Regions from separate parts of the Mus musculus genome. Here region 2 is linked to region 1. A link is a loop called in an ENCODE intact Hi-C map of the cell type or tissue named here. Cell type or tissue: left cerebral cortex. All regions are shown on one strand. Links, peaks and the distances in the headings refer to the core of each region. The heading gives the core; the rest is flanking DNA.

Evidence for each region. Peaks named below come from ENCODE experiments on the same cell type or tissue, not always from the same donor. Only the 100,000 strongest peaks of a DNase experiment are listed, where the experiment ranks them.
Region 2: it touches region 1 in a loop (2.8-fold over the local background); 1 of 42 quality-filtered maps calls a loop at or near these places.

What each region holds. Positions count from the first base shown.
Region 1 is chr11:100,317,480-100,323,880 of GRCm38, reverse strand. Eif1 (eukaryotic translation initiation factor 1) reads right to left here and starts at 3,932. Exons shown (of 4, transcript NM_011508.2): 1 at 3,721-3,932; 2 at 3,052-3,215; 3 at 2,832-2,933; 4 at 1,782-2,564. The coding sequence starts at 3,751. The coding sequence ends at 2,520. In left cerebral cortex, for the core only: CTCF peaks have their summits at 2,071, 3,336 and 4,240; DNase peaks (open chromatin) are centred at 3,031, 3,400, 4,056 and 5,152; H3K4me3 peaks cover 2,282 bases; H3K27ac peaks cover 1,607 bases.
Region 2 is chr11:99,227,495-99,233,895 of GRCm38, reverse strand. It overlaps Smarce1 (SWI/SNF related, matrix associated, actin dependent regulator of chromatin, subfamily e, member 1), which reads left to right and starts at 2,879. Exons shown (of 11, transcript NM_020618.4): 1 at 2,879-3,494; 2 at 5,348-5,399; 3 at 5,578-5,621. The coding sequence starts at 5,393. It overlaps Krt222 (keratin 222), which reads left to right. Exons shown (of 6, transcript NM_172946.3): 6 at 1-1,135. In left cerebral cortex, for the core only: no CTCF peak of the experiment used is centred there; a DNase peak (open chromatin) is centred at 3,210; H3K4me3 peaks cover 2,283 bases; H3K27ac peaks cover 1,443 bases.

The DNA of each region.
Region 1 (6,401 bases), core at 1,272-5,271:
AGTGACAAAGGCTTGTGTATGATAAGATGTATTTTATACTAACGCCACAAGAGGGCACTGCCGAGGCAGGTGGCCAATTGAGTTCTTGAACAGCCTTGGATCTGTTCATGAACCTGTTTGAATTAGCTTTTAGTCATGTTTGTGAACCTGTACCATTTAAGTTGGCTTCTTTTTTTAAAGATTTATCTTATGTATATTAGTACACTATAGCTGTACAGATGGTTGTGAGCCATCTTGTGGTTGCTGGGAATTGAATTCAGGACCTCTGATCACTCTGGCCAAAAGATTTTATTAAGGATGGTTGTGAGCCACCATGTGGTTGCTGGGATTTGAACTTAGGATCTTCGGAAGAGCAGTCAGTGCTCTTAACCTGAGCCATTTCCCCAGCCCTTAAGTTGGCTGGTTTTTTTTTTTTTTTCCCTATTCTTTTTATTTTTTTTTTAATATTTATTTATTTATTATATGTAATTACACTGTAGCTGTCTTCAGACACTCCAGAAGAGGGCATCAGATTTCATTACGGATGGTTGTGAGCCACCATGTGGCTGCTGGGATTTGAACTCAGGACCTTTGGAAGAGCAGTCAGCGCTCTTAACCACTGAGCCATCTCACCAGCCCTTTTTTCCCTATTCTTGCTGGGTATGGAAACCTAGGGCTTCAGAAATGCTAGGCAAGTGCCCTATTACTACCAGATATTCCCAGTTCTATTGATCTTTTAGATTTTGCAAAGTTACTTTATAGCCCAGGCAGGCTTGGGGAACTGAGATCACAGGTGTGTGCCATTAGGCCTGATTTTTTATAAGTATAAAAGAAATGGGCTAGCACTAAGTACTGTGTACTACTGTGTACTTTTTTTTTTTTTTTTTTGGCTTTTCGTGACAGGGTTTCTCTGTGTAGCCCTTGCTGTCCTGGAGCTCACTCTGTAGACCAGGCTCGCCTTGAGCTCAGAAATCTGCCTACCTCTGCCTCCCTCCCAAGTGCTGGGATCAAAGGTGTGTGCCACCACTGCCTGGCTTTTTATTATCTTACTGTGTACATTTTATTTTCTCATGTACTAGGACTGTACTTTGCCTTTTCAACAGAACCTGAGACATCTGTCAGCATTTAGAGCAGTTTCAGCCAAGCAGTAGTGCACAGCTTTAAATTTCAGCACTCTGGAGGCAGGGGCAGGTAGATTGGGAGTTTTAGGCCAGTCTGGTATATAAGAGCTCCGGAACAGATAGGACTAGGATAGTTCCTCAAAAAGTTGTGTGGAGCTTGGGACCATGGGGTATCAGAACTTGTGGGAGTGGGGACCTTCTACTCCTGAGATCCACAACTTTGCTTGCCTTATGCCCTCAGGATTTCCAACGCAGGACTAAACACAAGGACTAGACTACAGGCAGCTTTATACTTCCCAAATGCTGACCCAGGATGACCATCATTTGGGGATCCTCATTCTCCCTACACTTCAATACTTTGCAAGGTCAGGCGGCCACCTTTTAGAGCCAGTTCTCTATCATATAGGTCCCCAGGATCAAATTCACTACAAAATCCAACATGGCTAGTTTAATCCTGCCCTAGAATTCAAGCTGAGTGTTACAAAGCAGCCCCCCCCCCCACGTTACTAAGATAGCCCAACAGCCACAGGGCTCCAGCTGCTTTGTAAGCATATCAGCTCCAGAATGAATTCCATCTGTGTTGATAAGTGATGGGCACAGCTCTGGTAAATGCTTCCCAACTGAGCCTGTCTTTGTGATCCCTCTCTGTATGTAGCTTGACCAAGTGCAATCTGGACATCAGGCGTTTCTGAAAACAAGCTTTATTTAAATAAGGATTTAAATACATTACATAACATTGAAACTGGAGGGGGAAAGAAAACCAAAAGACCAGCTTGTTCCTTCACATGGCACTGGCTCGTACTGAGTTGAAGCCTCTACAGCTAGCCACACAGCCAATGGCACCAGCTTGGCATTTGTTCCGGGCTGGCCTCACCCTTCATGTCGCAACACCTCCCGGCTAGGATAGATCTGCTTCAAAAGACCACCCTGGTGGTGAACTAAATGTCCATGACTTCTCTGGAAAGGTAGCCCTTTCTGAATTCTACCTGGTCAGATACCAGGGCCAGAGACTCCCTCTAGTGACATAGCTGGGGCAGTGTTACCCATTCTGTTCAAGTGGTGACACTCTCCTAGGGCAGGGGACTCTGTCCAGGGAGCCCCAAGGAGCCTCTGGTCAGACATAGCCTCCTGTGATCTTGGGGTTCTTGGCTTGGCTGAAACCTTGTCATTGCTTTGTTCCAGGGTGGACACTGCCAGGGCTTACTGCTCAACCTGTTTAAATGAGGGACTTCAAGACTACACAGCATGGCTCTTTTCAGTTTATTGCATGAAGGAGTTACACTAGTCCAAGTTAAAAGCGGACCCCAAATGATTACATTATACAAGCTGTGAGGTTTTTAAACTTGTGACAAGGGACAGAAGGGAAATTCTACTCATTGCAAGGAAATCCTCACTTAAGCTTCAGAGAGCCACAAGCACTTAAAACCCATGAACCTTCAGCTGATCGTCCTTAGCCAGCCCAATCTGCAAAAAGAGGACAAGGGAGAGGGACAGGTTACATGACGTCAACAGATTCTCCCATATACACCTTGCAAGGAGTCCCAATAAAGAAGAGTACTTCAGTCTATCCCAGTAGACACAATGGTTCAATTGACCACTGTTACTAAAACTTCCCTATGCCACCCCCAAGTACTGTTTGAAAGTGGGAATGTCTACATGTATTTAAAAGCTCAACTGTAAGGATTAGAAATTCAGGAAACCCATAATGCATTGAGGGCGGCCTAAACTCACCTCTATCAGGAACTGGCATATGTTCTTGCGCTGGTCACCCTGTAGCTGAATTACTTCTCCATATTCTGGATGCTCAATTACAGTACCATTGCAGGCAAATTTCTGCAAGGACAAAAGGATGCAGCATCTAAGAGGCCATGCCATCAACACGGACTCCCTTGACGTTTGCACCCTCTCCCTTGGTAGACCATACAACGTGCTCTCTCCACAGCAGACCCACCTTCTTAAACGCCTTCACTAGTTTCTTTTTATCGTAATCATCAGCGATCCCTTGGACAGTGGTAAGGGTCTTCCTGCCGTTTCTCTGTTGAATTCTTATATGGATATAATCCTCAGTGCCAGCAGGAAGCAGGTCATCACCCTTACTTGCATCAGCAAAGGGGTCTGTGAAGAAATAATCCGGAGGTGTCCTTTGTTGTCCCTCCGGGAACTGGCCAGTACTAGAGCTAGCTTTCTGCTCTAGGCCAGCCCTCCCGCCAAGGCTGATCACGTGCTGGAGAGACCTAGTGGGCAGGCAGCGCCCCACCCGGCTGATGCAACCTACCGGAAGCCAGGCTCCCGAGGCGGGGCCTTCCCTCCCAGCTCCGAGACAACGACGGTGACGTAGAGGACATGACGCAGGGGTGGCGGGAGGGGGCGGGTGTGGCTCGCCGAGAGGCAGGAGCCATTAGTAAATGCGCCACCCGAGACGCCGGGCCCGCCCAAGGGCTCACCTCCCACCCGTTTCTTCCGGGCACCCTCAGAGGTCGACCCTGGGCGCAGATCTCGGTTCCACGGGCATCACCACCCCTCCAGCCCGAGCTAAGATGGGCTCGCCGCGCTCGGCGGCTCTCCGAGCTCCGACCCCGCCACCCCCCCCCCAGGCCCGCGCGACCTTCCCCAGGCTCACCGAAAGAGTGGAGGTTCTGGATAGCGGACATACGATACGATTCCTTTTCCTCGGTGGAAACGGCCTGCGGAAGGCGGCTGCGGGAGAAGGCGGGCGGGGGGGACGGAGCGTCGGGAAGCGAGGGGGCTCGAGGGGGAGGCAGCTGAGTCCTCGGCGGCGGCTCAGTGACTGGGGCGGAGGGGCGGCGCCTGTATTCACTTATATAGCCGCCCCTGTGACGCCAGCGCGCTGCCCTCACGTCTCGGCCCCACCCATGGAGTCAAGCTCCCGGACGCCCGAGCGCTGCGGCTTCCTATTGGTCGGGGGGCGGAGTCAAGGCTTGACGCGTGCGCACTGGGTTTGGCCTGGAAAGGATGTTCTGTTGACTCAGGGAGGGGCGAGAGGGGGGAGGGAAAGCTTGGTCCGCCTGCGCGCTTGCGCAGTGGGCATGGTAGTTGTCTGAGCGGCCGCGAAAACTGGCGGAGGTTTCGAGCGCGCCTGCGCCTACCGCACGTTCTACCATCTTGACCCTGTTGGGGTCCTGGCACTAGCTCTGAGATGGGTCTTAGGGTGAGGATCGATTTGCTTTAAAGGGTAATTACGTGCGGGTCCTCCAAAATTCGACTGATCCAGCCACCCATCAACCTACCCTTCTCTGCACGTATTCACAGATATAGCCATTTAATCAGCATAAAATAACGTGATCAAAATTTGGACCTTATATAGGGTATCATTTGGATTAGCATGTTTTAAAATTGGTAACCAAAAATTATTATTTAGATTAATTCTTCTAAGGAAGGAAGTAGTCCCTTAGGTAGGAGTGGGGACCCCAGGAAAAAAATGTCCAAGCCTCACAGGATGCCTTTTGTCCTACAAGCCTGTGTGTGAGGTAAAGCCTTTGTAGAGTCTAGGTGAATATTTTTTTCAAAGCAGTTAACCTTTCTTTTTGTTTTTTCAAGACAGGGTTTTGGCTGTGCTGGAACTCTATAGACCAGGCTGGCCACATGGGGTCTGCTTTTGCCCCATGAGTGGTGGGATTAAAGGCAAGTGCCACCGCGCACACCTTTAATCCCAGCACTTGGGAAGCAGAGACAGGCGGATTTCCGAGTTCGAGGCTAGCCTGGTCTACAGAGTGAGTTCCAGGACAGCCAAGGTATACAGAGAAACCCTGTCTCGAAAAACCGAAAAAAAAAAAAAAAAAAAAAAAGAGACAGCCAAGTGTGATGTAACTGGGTTTGTGGGGGCCAATAGGAGAACCAGAGGCTGATAACTACTGTGTCAGACTTTATTCAAATGCTCCCCAAAGAGTGGGTGCTTTATATAAAATCTCTTAACTTAAAAATACTGCCAACTTCTAGGTATGGTGGTACATCCCAGCTCTCAGGAGAAGGAAGCCAGAGGAAAAAGTTCAAGGTCAAGTGAATTCAGTACTAGACTGGCTACTGTCTCTGAAGAACCAGAAAAATAGGCCGGGTGTGGTGGGGCACGCCTTTGATCTTAGCACTTGTGAGGCAGAGGCTGGCAGATAGATGCCTGCGAGTTTGAGACCCAGCAGATCTATACAATGAGACTTTCAAAACAAGAAACTGCTGGATGGTGGCACACACCTTTAATCCCAGCACTTGGGATGCAGAGGAAGGTGGATTTCTGAGTTAGAGGCCAGCCTGGTCTACAAAGTGAGTTCCAGGACAGCCAGGGCTATCTATACAGAGAAACACTGTCTCGAAAAAAAAAAAAAAACAAACAAAAAACCAAAAGGCCCAAAACAAATACAACAGAGAAAAAAAATGCCAAAAAGCACCACACAATTCCAACAAAAACTTGCAAGCTTAGTCAGGTGTGGTGGCACACGCCTTTAGTCCCAGCACTCAGGAGGCAGAGGTAGGCAGATCTCTGAGTTCAAGGCCAGCCTAGTTTATAGAACAAGTCCCAGGACAACCAGGGCTGTTTGTTACCACAGAGAAACACTGTCTCTTAAAGCAAACAAACCAAACTAAACTAAAACAGCAACAGTAAAAACTTGTGTGCTGGCCTCGTGAACAGTCAGTTTATGCACAGGTCATCAGTCTCCCTGACCTCCTGGACAGGCAGAAAATAAACAGACTAATAATACTGGGTCGAGAGAGGTGCTGGGGAAAGAATTGAGCTGGTGTGACAAGTGCCACAGACCCAGGCTGCTCCTTCAGATGAGCTGGTTAGATAAGACCGGTAAGGCGGTGGCATCGTGGCCTGAGTTTATAAGATGCTGTGGAGCAGGGCAGAAACTCATCAAACAGAACATTCCCCAGGGAGGAAAAGGTGGACATGAAAGGATTTTATTGAGGGGGGGGGTGTCCTGGGGATTGAGTCCAAGGGTCATGCTGGGCAAGTAGTCCTGAGAGGTGTTTTGTTTTGTTTTGTTTTGTTTTGTTTTGTTTTGTTTTGAAGATGCACTCATTTTTTTCAGGGCTGGAGAGATGACTGACTGTCTGCTCTTTGAGAGAATCTGAGTTCTAATCCCATGCCTCACATGGTGGTTCCTAGCGAGCAGTAACTCTGGCCCCAGGAGGTCTGACCTTCTTCTGGCCTGCACTGTATGCTTGTGACGTGCAGACACACACACACACACACACACACACACACACACACACACACACACACACGAAAAACACCTATATACATAAAAATAAAAGTAAGAAGTAAAGATAAGTGTGTATGAATGT
Region 2 (6,401 bases), core at 1,076-5,075, 1.1 Mb after region 1:
AATAAGTGAAAAATTGTTGCAAAGTTGTTTTCTGGTTTTGTTTTTAATTGTTATTATTTACTTGCTATACATATATGCTTGCACCCCAGAAGGAGGGCATCAGATCTCATGACAGATGGTTGTGAGCCACCATGTGGTTACTGGGAATTGAACTCAGGACCTCTAGAAGAGCAGCCACTGCTCTTAACCTCTGAGCCATCTCTCTAGCCCCATTGCAAAGTTTGTTTTGTTTTTTAAAAAACAACCTAAATTTGTTTAATGCAGGTACATTTACTTTGAGACCTTAAATAGTAGATATCTGTTTTACGACATTTAGATATTTTAGGCTTTTTTTTTCCTAAACAACAACAAATAAGGAGTACAAACCATTGGCCACTGTTCTTTGTTCTCAGCTCAAGTATCATCTAAGGGCTACAGCTATATTAGCATTTTAGTGGGGCCTTCAAAGCCCACCCTCCTCTCCCCCTCCCTCCCTCTCCACATGTGTGTATATATGTTGACTAGTAAATATGCTTTAGCCACAAGGAACTTACATTAGTTAGCTTTTAGTGTAATCCAGAGGTTTAACGTTCCCCTTTTTCATTACTCCAGGTTGCCTTCAGCCTGACTCACTCTAGTTAGTGAGTAAAAATGAACGATGCTGTTCTTCAATGTTACAACAGCATATTAAGCACTTATTCTTGAATAAGCGCCTGACCTAAAATTGCATCCTACACATTAAATGTTTCTTTCAGGCTGGGGGTACCGCAAGGTGGCAGAACTTCACCTAGCACATAGGAGGCACTGGGTCTGGACCTCAGGGAAAAAAAAAAGGGAGGGGGAGTATTCATCATTAAATGCTGCTACTTTATTAAAGCTTTGACTGCAATCATATTAGCCATTGTACTGGTTACTGCATTATGCAACAACAATTACGATAAAGCGATACATTTAGTGCAATCTACTGCAGTGTTGGGACTGGGCATTGTGAATTAACAGCTTGCTAGAGAAGTTCCACTGTGTGGCTATTCTGTGTGTAACATGCAGTACTTGAATTTGTAAATGAGTTTTGTTTGCTTTGAGGCATTTTAAAATCAGAATATGAATTTACCAAAGTAAATGATGCCACCATAATAAAAAAAAATTTAAACATGAACTCTAAGGCTTCCTTGTATTTGGGTTCTCCTATTTCAAAGATGTCTGTGCATGGTTAAGCCAAACAAAGCTAAATCACTTGAGGAAGACAGCTCCAGTGATAGGAGATGAAGGGTTTAACTTGGTTTCCAAGATAAATTAAGGATTAAGTTTTAAAATCCAGCTAGGTGCTGACAGTACACACCTGCGATCCCAGCTCGTGGAAGGCAGAGGAAAGATTTTGAGTTCCAGACCAGCCTGAACTACGTAGTAAGATCCTACAAACACACACACACACACACACACACACACACACACACGCATCATAACCATAATTATAAAATCCTATAATTCTGGGGAGATATAATAGTAGACAGCATTATTTGAAAAGTGCTGCAGGCCGGGTGTGGTGGCGTACGCCTTTAATCCCAGCACTCGGGAGGCAGAGGCAGGCAGATTTCTGAGTTCGAGGACAGCCTGGTCTACAGAATGAGTTCCAGGACAGCCAGGGCTACACAAAGAAACCCTGTCTCGGAAAACCAAAAAAAAAAGAAAAAAGGAAAGGAAAGAAAAGTGCTGCAGGACCTGTTCGGGACCCTGGATTCAATCCCTAGCGCCTCACAGAAGTAAAAAGAACAAGAAAGAATGCCATGCCGCTGTCCACTTAGAACTCAATCAATTCCCCTTTTTTAAGCCAATTTTGTGCCAGCCCTTTCCCACCACAGCATGCAGACACCGCTGAGTTTCAGAGAACTAACTGCCCAGCTGGGAATGGCACCTTGCAGCATGCATGCGCGTGCACACATGCTCCGGAGCACTGTGCCTGTACCCCCTTTTCCACCATTCCATAGTCCTTGCTAAGACCGGGAAGTAACAAGGCTGGAATTACTGGGCAGAGGAAGAAGCCACTGGATCCCTGCTGTAATTGTGTGGATCCTACATTCACCTTCTCTATGCTCTTTGTGTTAAAAAAAAAACATTTTCAGATCATTCCCTTATGCTATGCATTCATCTGAAAACAAAACAAAACAAACCTCTCCTTTAGTCTTTCCTTACAATACCGGTTCATTTCGATAATTTCACCAGAGTATGAAAATATTGGGCGATGGAAGAACTGGACAGTATTATCACTTATCACTTCTAAAGATACCTCACTTCCTGTTGTCACAACCAGGATAAGGGCCAACAGGTAGTCCCAGCATTCAGCCAGTTTCTCTAGATGCTAACATTGACCTTAGATAACCACAGATGCTCTGTTCATTTTTCCTCCACCGTGACGTGACCCACACTAGCCAAGTGTTCTCTACTTTGTATAATCCGCCAAAGTATTCGTTAATTAGTTTAAAAAAAAAATAGCCCTGGAATGGTCCAGAAAGGTGGCTCCACGCACACTCACTGAACAATTACATGTCTAGCCCTTAGAAATCATTGGTAATTATGAAATTGTCCGGTCCAGATGCCTAAAACTTTGTTTTCAAGACTTTCCAAGATAGCAGATGGCCCAATCCCATATAGAGGGTATCAGATACAGGACCGGCTTGGGAAAGTTCCAGGAGGGCATCACAAAGAAACACTGAACTGTTTAAAGACAAGCGAGGCTGAGCTGAACTGGCCCTCCTGGGAAGGGATGTGAATTGTCACAGGTATGCCAGCTGGAAGGAGTGAGCTGACATCTGAGGACCCTAGGCGCAGAAACCCGCCGCCATCACTCGACCTCTAGAAACATCTGGGAAAACTACAAAACTCCCGTGTTGCTTTTCGCTTAGGCGGAGGCAGGGGAGCCCCGCTGGGCGCCAGCAAGGACCTAAACGCAGCGACCCGGGTCCTCCCCGCCTACATTCTCCATCTTCTCCATTCATACGTCCATCAGCGGAGGACTGAAGACCAGAGCGAAGGGAAAAGCCAGAGTGCATGGTGTGTGGGAACTGCGTCCCACCCTCTCCCGGGAGAGGCTCCGGCGAGCCTTTCCCCTCCGGCGCCCGCCTCACGCGGCGGCGCCCACCGCCTCAGTGAAGCCCCGGGCGCGCAGTCTGCGCAGTTCCTGCCGCCGGGCCGCGAACCAGGGCCCGCAACGCGGCCCAGCCTTCTCCGCCCTCCTCGCCGTGACGAATCGGCGCCCGACTGGGACGGGATCCAAATTGGAAGACTTCTGAGGAAACCCAGGAGCCTGACGAAATTTTTTTTAAAAATCCTTGGCGCCCTAAGCCTCGCCGCGTGCTCACTGGAAGGGCTGTTCGTCTGCCGGGAGCCGGCCGCGGCCGGCAGACAATTCCCGGGAGCGTGTGGAAAGTGCGAGCGCGGAAGCTCCGGCGCGAGGGGCGGGGCGAGCGCGGGACAAAGGGAAGCGAAGCCGGAGCTGCGGGCGCCTGCTCGGCCCGCGGGTGAGTGTTTCCCAGTGGGCCCAACCCGGTCGGGGAAGGGTGGCGAGCGGTGGTGTTTCTGCTTGGCGGGACCCCGAGCTCCCGCGGGGTGCTGGGGTTCGGCCTCGGCTGCGAGGCGGGAGCTAGAGCCGGTGCGGCCTCGGTGAGGCCTAGCGGCGGCGGGGCAACCCCGTCCGGAACAGCTCCTCGGAGGCGCCGGTAGTCCCTTTCCGCGGGACTCCCGACGCCGGTGAGCACCAATGCACAACCCCCTGCAGGGGAGTTTCCAGAAAAGCTCGCCCTCCGCCCGCCACAAAACTCCAGGGAAAGGATCTCCGGAAACCCTCTGGGCAAGGCCAGCGGGGATCCTCACCCACCACGAAGGTGGTCGTCCCCCCCCCCCTTTGTTTATTTTTATTTTTTATTTGGTTCAGGCAGCGACTTAAGGATTCCCGGGGTGGCCTGGAGTGAAGTCTGAGACGGTGTGGGTTGGGTTTAAACCCATCTCTGACAATTCCGGGTCTCTGGCCTTAGACACTTAATCGCCCCGAGACTGTTTTCTTCCTTTGTAAAATGGGGACAGTCATACGCATCGGGTAGGGTCGTTGTGACTAGTGAGTAAGACTGTGTTATAAGCCTGACCAGTAAGGTAATTAATTCAATAAATACAGAGTTGCGTCCCAGGCACAATGGTTAGATCCACTCACTACTAGAGTTTATATGCTTAGCCCGGGAGAGCAATCATTTGTAAGTATTAGCAGTGAAGTGTAAGGTACCAGGGACCCTGTCACAGTTTCTGTCGGGGCTCCCCACAGCAAGGCCTACTGGGTGTTGATGGAAGGAAAAAAAGAGATGAATTGAAAAAACTTAGCTATTTCCACATCAGAAACTCTTACCTTGATGATTTGAGGCACTTCCTTAAAATGAAAACTAGGAGAAAAAAAAGTGTATTCACCATCCTTCTAAAAATAAGTTTTCATCTCTTATGCATTACCATTTGTGGTCTATGTTGAGTAAGGAACAAGCTCAGATATGTCCATGTTTCGAGCTGGCCATACTAGGACCAAATTTATGAAGACTTGAGCTATGTTTGAATAATACAGTAATAAATTAGACCATCCCTCCTCTCTTGCAAGGCAAAACCTAGCACATTCACATGTTGTTGGAGGGAAAGTGCCGCTGGTCTTTGTAAGCCATGTAGGAATACAGAGACGAGATATAATTTATTCTGTCCCGATGATGTATCAAGAAAGTACCTGAGATAATTTCTGAAATGAGCTGTAAAGGAACAACATGTGTCCTGTAAGTAGCCTCAGAAAATTGTTCCCGGCTCTTATGAAACTATTTACCAACAAAAGAGAATGTAAAGTTTGTTATCATACTGACTTACCTTTCACACTGCCTCCAGGAATAAGACATGACTCTGTTTCAATGAAAGATGTTCCCTAAATAAGGCAGAGCTTCTAATCAGGGGTTGTCAGTATCTGGTAGGCCTTGTTGGGGTCACCCGGATAATACATCACATTCTATTGTCATTATTTTTTTTTATCAGTCTAAGTAATCGTTTGCATGGCATCAGCAAAATGTTTTCCATACAAGACGCTGCTCTCAGTATCATAAGCAAAAACCTAAAAATCCATCTCTAATATAACTCTAAATTTCCCAGTAATTTATTTTCATCATTTAATTCTGATCAATCAAATGAATGTAAGAACTAGTTAAAAATATGCAAAAGGCTTGATTACTAGCAATTAATAGTGAAGTAATTTTGCTCAGAAATACCAAACTACCCTATTCTTTAGGAAAACATTCTCTTATGCTTGCTGAGTTTTGATTCTCTTTTTTTTTCTTTTTTTTCTTTTTTTTTATTTTAGTGTCTCAGATTCATTCTTAAGGAACTGAGAACTTAATCTTCCAAAATGTCAAGTAAGTTTCAATTTTTATATTTATCAATCTGTGTTAATACGAGACTAATGCCCTAGCAAATGGGAATTCCAAAATACTCTCATTTTTTTTTTTCTTCAAAGCAGGACCATTGGTAGTTTTGTTGCATAGTATTATATCTCAGTTGTTTACAAGAAGTTATTTATTTTCTTTCAAACAGAAAGACCATCTTATGCCCCACCTCCCACCCCAGCTCCTGCAACAGTAAGTTTTAATTTTCTTGTTAATGTAATAGCCAAGTCTGGCCTTGATACAAAAACCCAGATGTCTTCCACTGACAGTCACTCAGTCATCACAGCCACAGGATAGACAATTCAGCTAAAAAACAGCACTTCCTACCAAATAAAATAACTCCTTTCATCCTACCTGAGCCAAACCCAACACTTAAAAATACATACTGTGAGCTTCCAGCCTCCTGTGCTCTTTGTTTCCTAACGGGACATCAGTGAAACACTCCGTTCTTGCCGTTTTTCCCTGGTGAAGGGTCTTTCCGTTGATATTGAGTAAATGCTCGTTCTGGCATCCTTTATTCTTTTTTGTTGTTTTTAAGCCTAACCTTCAACCGGTTACATTTTCCTCTCACCGTAAGGGCTGGGTAGCTCAGTGGCAAGGCACTCACCTAGCGTGTCCTAGGTTGGAACCCCAGCAACACGACTTTTTTAATTAAACTTTCTTGTCAGCATATAAAAATTTCACATTAAATAAAGTTTCTTGTTCTAAGGATAGTTACGCTCATAAGTCTTATTTTAAAGCTGCTCAGGCCAGGGTTTCGTTACCCATGGGTCAGCTCTTGCTACTGGATTTGGTTCTGTTTTGGCTTGCCGGCTGATCTGTTTTGAAGGTGTCCAATGGTTGTGAACTGTTTTTACCCAACAAGCTCTTCCCAGCTTAAGCAGCTTGTAAAATAACTATCCAATCACAAGTCCACTTTAACAGCAAACTGTACAGGCCCTTGCTGAAATGCTGAAATGGCTTTCTTACCAT